2 separate regions of the Homo sapiens genome follow, and region 2 is linked to region 1. The links are chromatin loops, found by intact Hi-C in ENCODE. Cell type or tissue: psoas muscle. All regions are shown on one strand. Each heading gives the region's core, and the rest is flanking DNA. Links, peaks and the distances in the headings are about the cores only.

Region 1 (5,383 bases), core at 204-5,203:
TTCAGACTGTGGATTTTAGTTTGAATTCAAACCTACTGCTATATTGCAGTTAAAGTTGGGAATATTTTTTACTCCAAATAGAAATGAACGTGCTATTTTGGCATAGTGGTAAGAGCTTGTAGTTCAATTCAACAAGTATGTGTTTGCCATATGCTGTGTACCAGCCAGTATTCTAGACACTGGGAATGCAGAAATGGATTTGGCCTACTGTTCTCTCGAGGAATTCACAGTGTAAAGAAGGAGACAGATGTAGAAACTATCATCTCAGTATCATAGAATAAGTGGTGTGTGACAGGATTGAGAGCCAGTAGAAAAGTACCTAAGTGCTTGGTATAAATGGCTCTACTTGGAACTTCAGGAAGAACCTCCTGGATCCAGGCCTTGAAGGATGAATGAGAAAGAGTTAGGCAGTTAGAGGAGTAGGTCAGCCTTGCAGGCAGTGGGTGAGCAGGTGTGTGGGACAGTGCAGGACCCAGTGGCACCTGAGGGGTTGGGGTTGGGGTTGGGGTTGGGGTTGGGGCTGGGGCTGGGGCTGGGGCTGGGGCTGTGCCAGAGAGCTGGCCCCTTGGCTGCACGATGGGCTCTGCACTCACTGTGGGAACTAAGGGTTAGGCCATTTTCAGCGTTAGTAGATTCCTTATTGTAGCTCTCATTTCTGAGGATTATTTTGTGGTTCTTTTTCAGATCCACTTCTTTTTTTTTTTTGAGACGGAGTTTTGCTCTTGTTGCCAAGGCTGGAGTGCAATGGTGCGATCTCGACGCAACCTCCGCCTCCCAGGTTCAAGTGATTCTCCTGCGTCAGCCTCCCGAGTAGCTGGGATTACAGGCATGCGCCACCATGCCCAGCTAATTTTTGTATTTTTAGTAGAGGTGGGGTTTTCCCATGTTGGTCAGGGTGGTCTTGAACTCCCGACCTCAGGTAATCTGCCCACCTCGGCCTCCCAAAGTGCTGGGATTACAGGCGTAAGCTACCGTGCCCGGCTGATCAACTTATTTTTTATTGTGTTGTCCATCTTCGTCTTGAGTCATTTAAGACACTTATTTTCTCTTGGAGATTGTTTTTATTTCTAGTTTTTAGGGTATGGTTTTTCTCATTTGTTCTCTCTCATTTCCCTCTTCCCTTAACCCCTCCCCTCCTCCTCTCCACCCGCGGTTTCTTTTCCCAGTGATTTTTTTTTTCTGTCTTTTAACTTGATCTCATCTTCTTAGGAGAAACCTTTTTCGGCAGAAGTCCCATAGGTCCTGGCTGTGGACTTGTATTCACAGAGCGATTTGCTTTTGTTTTCATCTCCTCGGGTCCTAGAGGGTCCACTCACCTCTTACCAGCTTTTTTTTTTTTTTTTTTTTTTTTTTTTTTTTTTTTTTTTTTTTTTTTGAGACAGAGTCTCGCTCTTGCCCAGGCTGGAGTGCTATGGTGTGATCTGAGCTCACTGCAACCTCCGCCTCCCGGGATTAAGCGATTCTCTTGCCTCCGCCTTCCTAGTAGCTGGGATTACAGGTGTGCACCACCATGCCCAGCTAATTCTTTGTATTTTTAGTAGAGATGCGGTTTCACTATGTTGGCCAGGCTGGTCTCGAACTCCTGACTTCAGGCAATCCACCCGCCCCAGCCTCCCAAAGTGCTGGGATTACAGGTGTGAGCCACTGCGCCCATCTCAGTTTTTATATTAATATAATTTCTTGACTTGGGATTCTAGTACCACACTGACAATGTGACTCTGGATGCAGTAGCTGCCTGTGATAATGGTCTTCCCTGGTCCCCCACTGAGATGTCGAAGCAACCCAAAACCTTTTTAACTGCTACACAGAGATTTTGATGATGTGGCAGCCTGTGATGGGGTCCCATCCTAGACTAGAGTTTTTCATTCTTTGTCTCTGCCCTTTGTAAGCCAAAAGCCACCTACTTGTTTGCAGTCCTGAAAACTCTAGCCTCCAGGAACCTTGTCCTAGTTGGATCCTGCATGCCTCCACTCTTGTCTGCCTCTCTGGGTTTTATTTCTGGCCTCTGAGAATGATGCTCACACTGCCCAGTGGCAGGACGCAACCTGGGTTCCTGAGCCTTATGGGGTTAAGTGCAAAAGTGAGTCCTGTCAGCTAAGCAGGAGCTGCTGAGAGACGACCCACGGAGGTGGGCTCCAGCAGCTTGGCACGTGTACCTTCGTGGTGCATGGGAAATTTTGATTCAGGTGAAAAAACAGTTTAAATTCTAGGATATTCTTGCTTTCTACCCAGGCAACACCTCACATGTTGACTTAACTTGTGAGTCTCCCTTTCTTCATCTGTAAAGTAGAGATGATTTTACTTCCCTCATACATTTATTGTGAGGATTAAATTACTATTGATGACAGCAGTCACAGTGACCTTCCATGAATGCCTCCTGCATGTGCTTGAGTGGGATGTTTCAGAGGTGTGTTTTGTTTTATCTCATCCTCTTCAGAGCCTGTGCTTACTGTGTCATTCTGCCTCTCTAAGTTAAATGTGCAGGAAAGGCTTCCTCAAAGCCACTCAGTGGTGGGAGTGCTGTCTCAGTAGTCCCGCAAGCCTGTAATCCCAGCACTTTGGGAGGCCGAGGCCAGCGGATCACCTGAGGTCAGGAGTTCGAGACCAGTCTGACCAACATGGTGAAACCCCGACTCTACTAAAAATACAAAAAAATTAGCCAGATATGGTGGCTCATGCCTGTAGTCCCAGCTACTTGGGAGGCTGAGGCAGGAGGATCGCTTGAACTCTGGAGGCAGAGGTTGCAGTGAGCTGAGATCGTGCCACTGCACTCCAGCCTGGGCAACAGAGTGAGACTCTGTCTCAAAAAATGTCTTGGCCCTCCTTGCAACAGGCTCTTGGGCAGGCAGCCACCATGAAGGGGTGCCAAGAGTATGAGAAGCATGAGGTCCATGCCTGTTCCTTCTCTGCCTGTGAGCTGCGAGACCGTCCCTCAACACACAGGACTGACTGGCTGTCTCTCACAAGCCAGCATCCTGGTGCTCAGGAAAGCCAGGTGGCAGGGCATGGGGAAGGAGTACCACCTGTGGCCCTGTGCTGGTCACATGTGTGGCCCTCAGAGGAAATCTCCAACCCTCCAAACGCTTGTTCAGGACTTCCTGTGCCTGCACAGTGCTTGTAAATCCTGCAGCAGTGGCCCATTCAGATAGTCAGAGGTGTGGCCTGATTTCTCCATGACCCTCTATCCTTCCGATATTTTCATCGTGATAGGAATTCCACTTTTAACTTTTCATTTCCTTTAGTTCAGATCTATGTCAAAATGCAAACACACCTTGGAGGGGAAATGTTTTAAGCCCTCATCCTTCTTTTACATACTTGTATGGATGTATTTCTAATCATAACAAACTCTGATTAGGGGGCCTCAAGAGACCAAGGAGGAGCAAGAAGAGGTGTGAAGGTTCTCTGGCCGTTCTGCCTTCTCACTGCCTCCCAGGCTCTGCTCCTTTCCCCTTCCCTCCTCCTGGCCGCACTAAGTTCTGGGGTTGGTTACTGTCATCAATATCTTGTTGGTGTTTTTCATGCTACTAATAGTAATAATTTGTGTATATTTGGAAGTACCCCTGTGTCTTTTGGGGGAAAGGTATTATTAACTTGGTTTCTTCTATAGATTGGAAAAATAAAATTTTGAACCTTATTCAAGACCCTGAAAAAGTAAACTGTTTCCAAAATGAATAATAATGACCAGAGTCAACAGTAGTGCAGGGGAGCATTTTATAGTGCTCACTGTGTGTCAGGTACTCTTCTGAGCCCTTAAATATATCAGTGCGTTCATCCTCATGATATTTCCTAGATGGGAACATATTATCCCCATCATAGAAATCTGTGAACTGAGCCACATCAGGGTTCAATAGCTTGCCTGAGGTCACACACAGCCAATCAAGGGTGCAACCGCATAAGAACCCAGGTGGCCTGGCCCCAGACCCATGCTCTGCACCACTACATAGCCACCCACCCACCTCCTCCTTCTGCCATGTTTGGCACAGACTTGGCCTTGGCCAAGTCTCTGAGAGAGGTGACCACTGGGCATGCCATTAGCCAGAGTTTTCCATGTTATCGTAAATTAAGTTTAAAATGGAATTCTCTTTGTTTACCTAGACTTTTTTTTTTTTTAAAGAGACAAGGTTGTGCTTTCTCACCCAGGCTGGAGTGCAGTGGTGTGAACGGGCTCACTGTAGCCTTAAACTCCTGGGCTCAAGGGATCCTCCCACCTCAATCTCCTGAGTAGCTTGGACTACAGGTGTCCACCACCATGCCTGGCTAATGTTTAAATTTTTTGTAGAGATGAGGTCTTGCTGTGTTGCCTAGGCTAATCTCGAGCCCCTGGGCTCGAGTGATCTTCCTGCCTTGCCTCCCAAAGCATTGGAATTATAGGCATGAGCCACCACACTCGGCCCCAGACCCTTTTTAAGTAATCAATATTCTGTGTACAGGCTTGAAAGACTGACATTTCCAAAAAGATATATTTATTAGAGGAAATTGTGTACCAACTTTAAGCAAGAGAATATGTATGCTTTAATCATTTGAGAAAAATGAACTATTGCTTGAAAAGAAAAGAGCTAAATATGTTGAACTTTTCCCAGTCCAGCTGAAACTGCCCTTCAGAGTTTACTGTGGGGTGGGGATGGGGGTTGTGATTGTCCTTTTCAGGTTGAACTTTTTGTATTATTGTACATCTTATGTTACAAATCCTTCTACAAGCTGCACTTAGCTCATATTACTCTCAGACATTGAATAATTGGTTTAATGTGAGACTACTTTCTGGGAATGATTCATTGGTATTTATTTGACATGTTTTAGTGATAATATTGAATATATCCACTGGAAAAATCCAAGAGGAACCTTTAAATGAAATCATTTCCATGGCAGAGTTGGGGGCAAGAGAGGGAGTTGGAGTTGATTTCTCATCGTGTGAATCCCACTCCATCAGCACGTGGAAACTGAGGAAGAGGGAAGGAGTGGAGAAGAACCAGACGAGAGACACGGTTCCAGATGCTTTCCCAAGTGGCTGTGCCCTCCTCCTATTTGCGGAGGAATGGCTTTGGTCTGCACCTGCAGCTCTGGACGGACTGCCTGGGGCTGGGGCTGTGGAGGCGGACGACTGGGGAGTCTGATGGGGAGGTGGGTGGCGGGGGTGTTGACAGGAAAAATCCGACTGGCGGCCTTGGAGCAGTTCGAAGAGAGGGCGTGTCCTTTGCCTGTTGGAATTCCAACCCTGGCGACTTTCAGCTACACCCTCCTCCCTCCCCTAGCCCCACACAAAACAAAAATGCCTCAGAGCTTCAGTGTAACTGGAGCAATACCAGCTGATTCTAACAGTGTGGCCCAGCAGCGCCTGCTGGCTGGGAGCAGGGACAGAAAATGCCTGAGGCTCCGAGGTGGGAGC
Region 2 (5,383 bases), core at 294-5,293, 77 kb after region 1:
AAGGGGAACTAATACCAATCCTTCTCAAACTTTTCCAAAAAAATTGAGGAGAAGAGAACACTTCCTAACTCATTTTATGAAGCCAGCATTTCCCTGGTACAAAAGCTAGACAGAGACACTACAAGAAAACTAAAGACCAACATCCTTTATGAACATGAATTTAACAGCATACTAAAAGAATTACACACCATGACCAAATGGAATTTATTCCTGGAATGCGGGGGTGGTTCAACATACTGAAATTGATCAGTGTAATACACCACATTAATAGAATGAAGGGAAAGAAACACATGATCAATTCAGTTGATGCAGAAAAAGCATTTGACAAAATTCAACATCTCTTCATGATAAAAAACACTCAACAAACTAGGAATATAATGAAACTGCCTCAACATAATAAAAGCCAGGAAAACCCAACAAGTGAAAAATCAACAGCAAACATAACTCCACGATGAAAGACTGAAAGCTTTTTCTCTAAGATCGGGAACAAGGCAAGGACGTCCACTTTCATCACTTTTATTCAATATCTTACTAGAAGTTCTAACCAAACCAATTAAGCATGAAAAAGAAAAGGCATCCAAATTAGAGGAAGAAGTAAAATTATCTTTTCACAGATTATATGATCTATGGGAAACCCTAAAGATTCCATCCCCCTCATACACAAAAACCATTAAAACTCATGTTTTAATGAATTCAGTAAAGTAGAACTATATAAAGTCAACACACAAAAATCAGTTGCATTCTATTTACTAATACTGACGGAATGGAAATTACAAAAGCAATTCCTTTTATAATAGCATCAAAAATAATAAAATACTTAGGAATTAACTTACTCAAGGAGGTGAAAGACTTGTACCATGAAAACTATAAAACATTGCTGAAAGAAATTAAAGGAGACATAAACGGGAACACATCGCATGTTCATGTGTTGAAAAACAATATTGTTAAGATGTCAGTACTGCTCAGAGCAATTACAGATTTAATGCAAGTCATGTCAATATCCCAATGAAATTTTTTGCAGATATAGAAAAACCCATTCCAAACTTCATATGGAATCCCAAGGGACATTGAATAGCCAAAACAATGTATAAGAAGAACAGAGCTGGAAGACTCACACTTCCTGATTTTGAAACTTATAATAAAGCTACAATAATCAAAACAATGTGGTACTGACATGAAGACAGACATCTGGACTAGTGGGACAGAATAGAGAATCCAGAGATAAATCTCCACAAATGTAGTCAAATGATTGCTGAAAAGGATGACAACACCATTCAGTGGAGAAAGCGCAGTCTTTTCAATAGATGGTGCTAAGGAAACTAGATATCCAGGTGCAAAAGAATGAAACTGAACCCTTACTTAACGTCATATACAAAAATTAACTCAAAGTGGATTAAATGTAAGACTCTTAGATGAAAATACAGAGCAGAAGCTTCACATGACATTGGATTTGGCAGTTATTTATTGGATGTGATACCAAAGGCACAGACAGCAAAAGGAAAAATGATAAATTGGACTACATGAAAATTTTAAAATATTTTGCATCATTCAACAGAGTGAAAGAATCATTCAACAGAGTGAAAATGTAATCCACAGAATGGGAGAATATATTTGCAAATTATTTATTTGATAAGGGATAGATATCTAGAATATATAGAGAATTCATAAAACTTAACAATAAAACAACCTCATTCAAAAATGGACAAAAGACTTGAGTACACATTTCTCCAGTAAGATATACAAATGGCCAAGAAGCACATGAAAATATACTCAGCATCACTAATCATGAGGAAAATGCAAATCAAAACCACAATGAGATACCACCTCACATCCATGAGGATAGCCACTATACAAAACAAGAAAAAAAAAAAAAACAAGTCTTGGCATGAATGTGGAGAAATCAGAACTCCCATGCATTACTGATGGGAATGTAAAATGGTGCAGCCATTGTGGAAAACGGTTTGGCAAGTCCCCAAAAAGTTAAAGATAGAATTACTATATATATGATTTAGCAATTCCACTTCTGGGTATATACCCGAAAGAATTGAGAGTAGTGTCTCAAAGAAGTATTTGTACACCATGTTCCTAGCAGCATTATGTGCAGTAGCCAAAAGGTAGAAGCAACCCAGGTGTCCACCAAAGGATGAGTGGATAAACAAAATGTGGCCTCTACATTTACTGAAATATGAGTCAGCTTTAAAAGGAAGGCAGTTCTGACACACACTACAACATGGATGAACCCTGAGGACCTTACACTTAGTGAAATAAGCCAGTCATACCGTGTCAGCTTATTTATAAGAGGTACTTAGAGTAGTCAAAATCACAGAGACAGAAAGTAGAGTGCTTGCCAGTGGTTGAGGGGAGAGAAGAAAGGGAATTACTGTTTAATGGGGACTGAGTTTCAGTTTACAAGACGAGTTGCGGAGATGGATGGTGGTGATAGACACACAACGTTGTGAATGCGTTTAACACTACCAATGTGTACTCTTTAGTATAGTTAGGATGCGAAATTTTATGTTACGTGTACCTTACCACAGTAAAAAAAAAAAATTTTGGAGAAAAATAAATGTAGGCAGCAACTGTACCTCAGACTTTTCCTGTATGTCTCAGATCCTCATCAGGGGCCTGAGCACAAAATAGTTTTCTAATTAATCATTCTTCAGGGTCAAAAAAAAGCAAACAGTTCTGTCTGTTTAACAGTAATATCTGACATTGAGTGCCTCTTTTCATGCCAGGCATTGTGATCTTATTTCATCTTTGCATCCATCCTATGAAACAATATTTTTATCTTCATTTTATAGAGGAGGGAATTTAGGCAAATGGTTTTATAACTGGCTAGGGCCACCAGCTGTTCGGCAGTGGAACAGCAATGCAATTTGAACCTCAACTTTCTGCCCACAAGGCCCAAGAACATAATCACTTTTCTGTACTATCGTTTGACATATTGAGAGATCATTTTGTCTCCCCCTCATTGGCGAAAGGATGTGAAGTCACGTGCCTGATAGAGGAGCGTGGTGGCCTTTAAGCCCACCCAGAGCCTGTGCTGGAGCTCCACTGTACCCATGGCTCTCAGGTGCACTGAGTGTGTTGTGCACATGGCAAACACCCCCTTCCGTCACCTGTACCCACCACCTGTCCAAGTTCATAGGTGGAACAACTGCCTTGGTAAAGTTGTGTAAATTGCCCAAAGCCGTGCGGCTTGTAAAGTGGCAGAGCCAGAATTGAACCCAAGTCTGTATTATTCCAAAATTTTATTCTCACCATTATGGACTCCTGCTCCCTTGTTCCACTCTCCACGCAGCTGCCCACAAGAGCTTCTTAATTTTTCTACTTCAGCTCTTTCGATGAGTTCTCATTGTGTTAGAATGCAGTACAGCAAGCTCCTTACCATAGCCTAAGAATCCCTGAAGGAGCTGGCCTTGACTGACCTCTGCTTCTTTTTATCCACTCTCCCTCACTCATTCTTCCCAGCCATACAAGTTTTTCTCATCAGTGTTCCTCCATGTGGAGGCGCTGTGTGGCCTGCTCCCATCTGCACCCTCCTCCTCAGCTCTCCAGGGGTCTGGCTTCTTTTCATCCTTTGAGTTTCAGCTCTGATGTTAATTCCTCAGAGAGGCCTTCCCTAACTCCCCTCTTTCCCCAAGTTGTCCTCTTGTAATTATGCTCTGTCACCCCTTTCAGACTTTGTTTTTTGGTTTAGGGCCTGCCTCTGCAAGTGCTAGAATGTAAACGCCCCAAGGGCAGGGACTGGACTATCCTGTTAGCTGTTGTCTTACCAGTATTGAGCATTTTGCCTTCGTATTTATTAAATGAATGAATAGATCATGATTAAATTTTTGAGAGACATTCAGATGTAAGATTAACAGTTTGAATTTTTGTTCATATCTAAATCCCTTGCTCCAACGCCAGTCTAAATATCAAGAGGTGTGTTGTTCATAGAAAAGAGGAAAACAGTGTTAAAGTATTAAGTTTCTGTAATTCAATGAATTTTCTCCCCAAAATGAAATATTCAGTACTTCAGAAATTTTTTAGAGAGATACGCGTCAAGGGAGAGTTTTAGAACTAAGTGTCACCAGCATGACCACTTGGCTTTTAAATAGTCTAAAGTGTTATAGTGAATGTTGGAGTTATTTATGTATTATACCTTTCTGCTGAAGGTTGTCCTGACTTTAAATGGATATAGTAGTGCTCTTCCCCTGATGAGGACAAATTAGAATTAGAGATCTCCTTGTTGAAAGAAATCAATCAGACTGCAGGTAACTCTTGAGTCACCTATTACTGTTAGAAGTGAAAGCAGACAGCATGAAATGAGAACCTCTCTCCTGTGCTGACTTTGCAGCATCATAGAGTCCTTGGGAAGCGCACGCATCTGGTATCTGTCCCTGTTCACCCTGCAAGCCCTCCCCACCCTTGACCACCGACTTCCTGGGAGCTGCTGAAGGCGTCGGGGGAGGTGGGGTGAGGAGGCAGGTCAGGATGGCCATGGTAACTAATGCCATTGGAGCAAGTGCTACCAGATGCCCAGACACTGGTGTGTACAGCATAAGAGCGCTCCTTGACTCCTCAGGGCCTGCTGGGTCTTGTCTGTTCTAAATCGCCAGAAGCTCCACCCTGTTCATGTTCTTCATTTAATCCTTTCTAACTTAGAACTATTTTTGATCCTTGGCTGTACTTCATTAATTTTGAAATATCAACAGTGCTAGACGAACACTAATGTCTTATAACTTAGGTGGGTTTACTTTTTCTGCTCCAAATTTTTATTTCACTTTGAATTGTTAGCTTATTAGCTAGTTCTAAAGGTATTTTGCAGAGATAGTTACTCTGACTGGTATCTGCAAGTTTATCACTTGGGATTTCTTTGAAGAGAAAGGGATGTATTTCATGTATCACAAAACCTACCGTTCCTTGTACTGGTTTGTAGGCATAGCTCAGAAACGTGCAGTCATAGCAACCCGGAAGAAGAACTGCTCTGCCCTCCAGAGGTCTCTCTGGATGGACTGGTCGCGAGAGCACACTTAGCAGCGATACGGCATCGCGATCAGGGGAGCGGATGCCAGAGCCTGACTGCCTACTTCCAAATCCACCTTGAACACATCCAGTTGCGGGACCTTGGCCATGTTCGCCTCTGTGTCTAAGTTTTCTCATCAGTAGAATGAGGATAGTAACGAACATCTACCGCATAGAGAGTTTGTGAGGATTGAATGCTTTCACACTTAGAACAGCCCCTGGCACATCCTGTGTCCTGGAATGTGACAACTGATGCTGTTACCTTTATTAGTTTTACTCGTGTTACTATTTTATGAAGGTAAACTGACAATCTCATTTTCAGTCTTGGCTTATGTGAGAGACACTTAATTGTACAAAGCTTTGCTTGCATTGAGAG

What was found. Hi-C counts contacts between places; a loop is a spot of excess contacts. Peaks named below come from ENCODE experiments on the same cell type or tissue, not always from the same donor. Only the 100,000 strongest peaks of a DNase experiment are listed, where the experiment ranks them.
Region 2: it touches region 1 in a loop (2.0-fold over the local background); 1 of 110 quality-filtered maps calls a loop at or near these places.

Annotation. Positions count from the first base shown.
Region 1 is chr22:45,752,051-45,757,433 of GRCh38, forward strand. The region is part of intron 9 of ATXN10 (ataxin 10); the gene reads left to right. Among named protein-coding and RNA genes, the nearest start is that of MIR4762, 5.8 kb to the right of the region's middle. In psoas muscle, for the core only: no CTCF peak of the experiment used is centred there; a DNase peak (open chromatin) is centred at 2,851.
Region 2 is chr22:45,828,835-45,834,217 of GRCh38, forward strand. The region is part of intron 10 of ATXN10 (ataxin 10); the gene reads left to right. Among named protein-coding and RNA genes, the nearest start is that of MIR4762, 71 kb to the left of the region's middle. In psoas muscle, for the core only: a CTCF peak has its summit at 2,841; no DNase peak of the experiment used is centred there.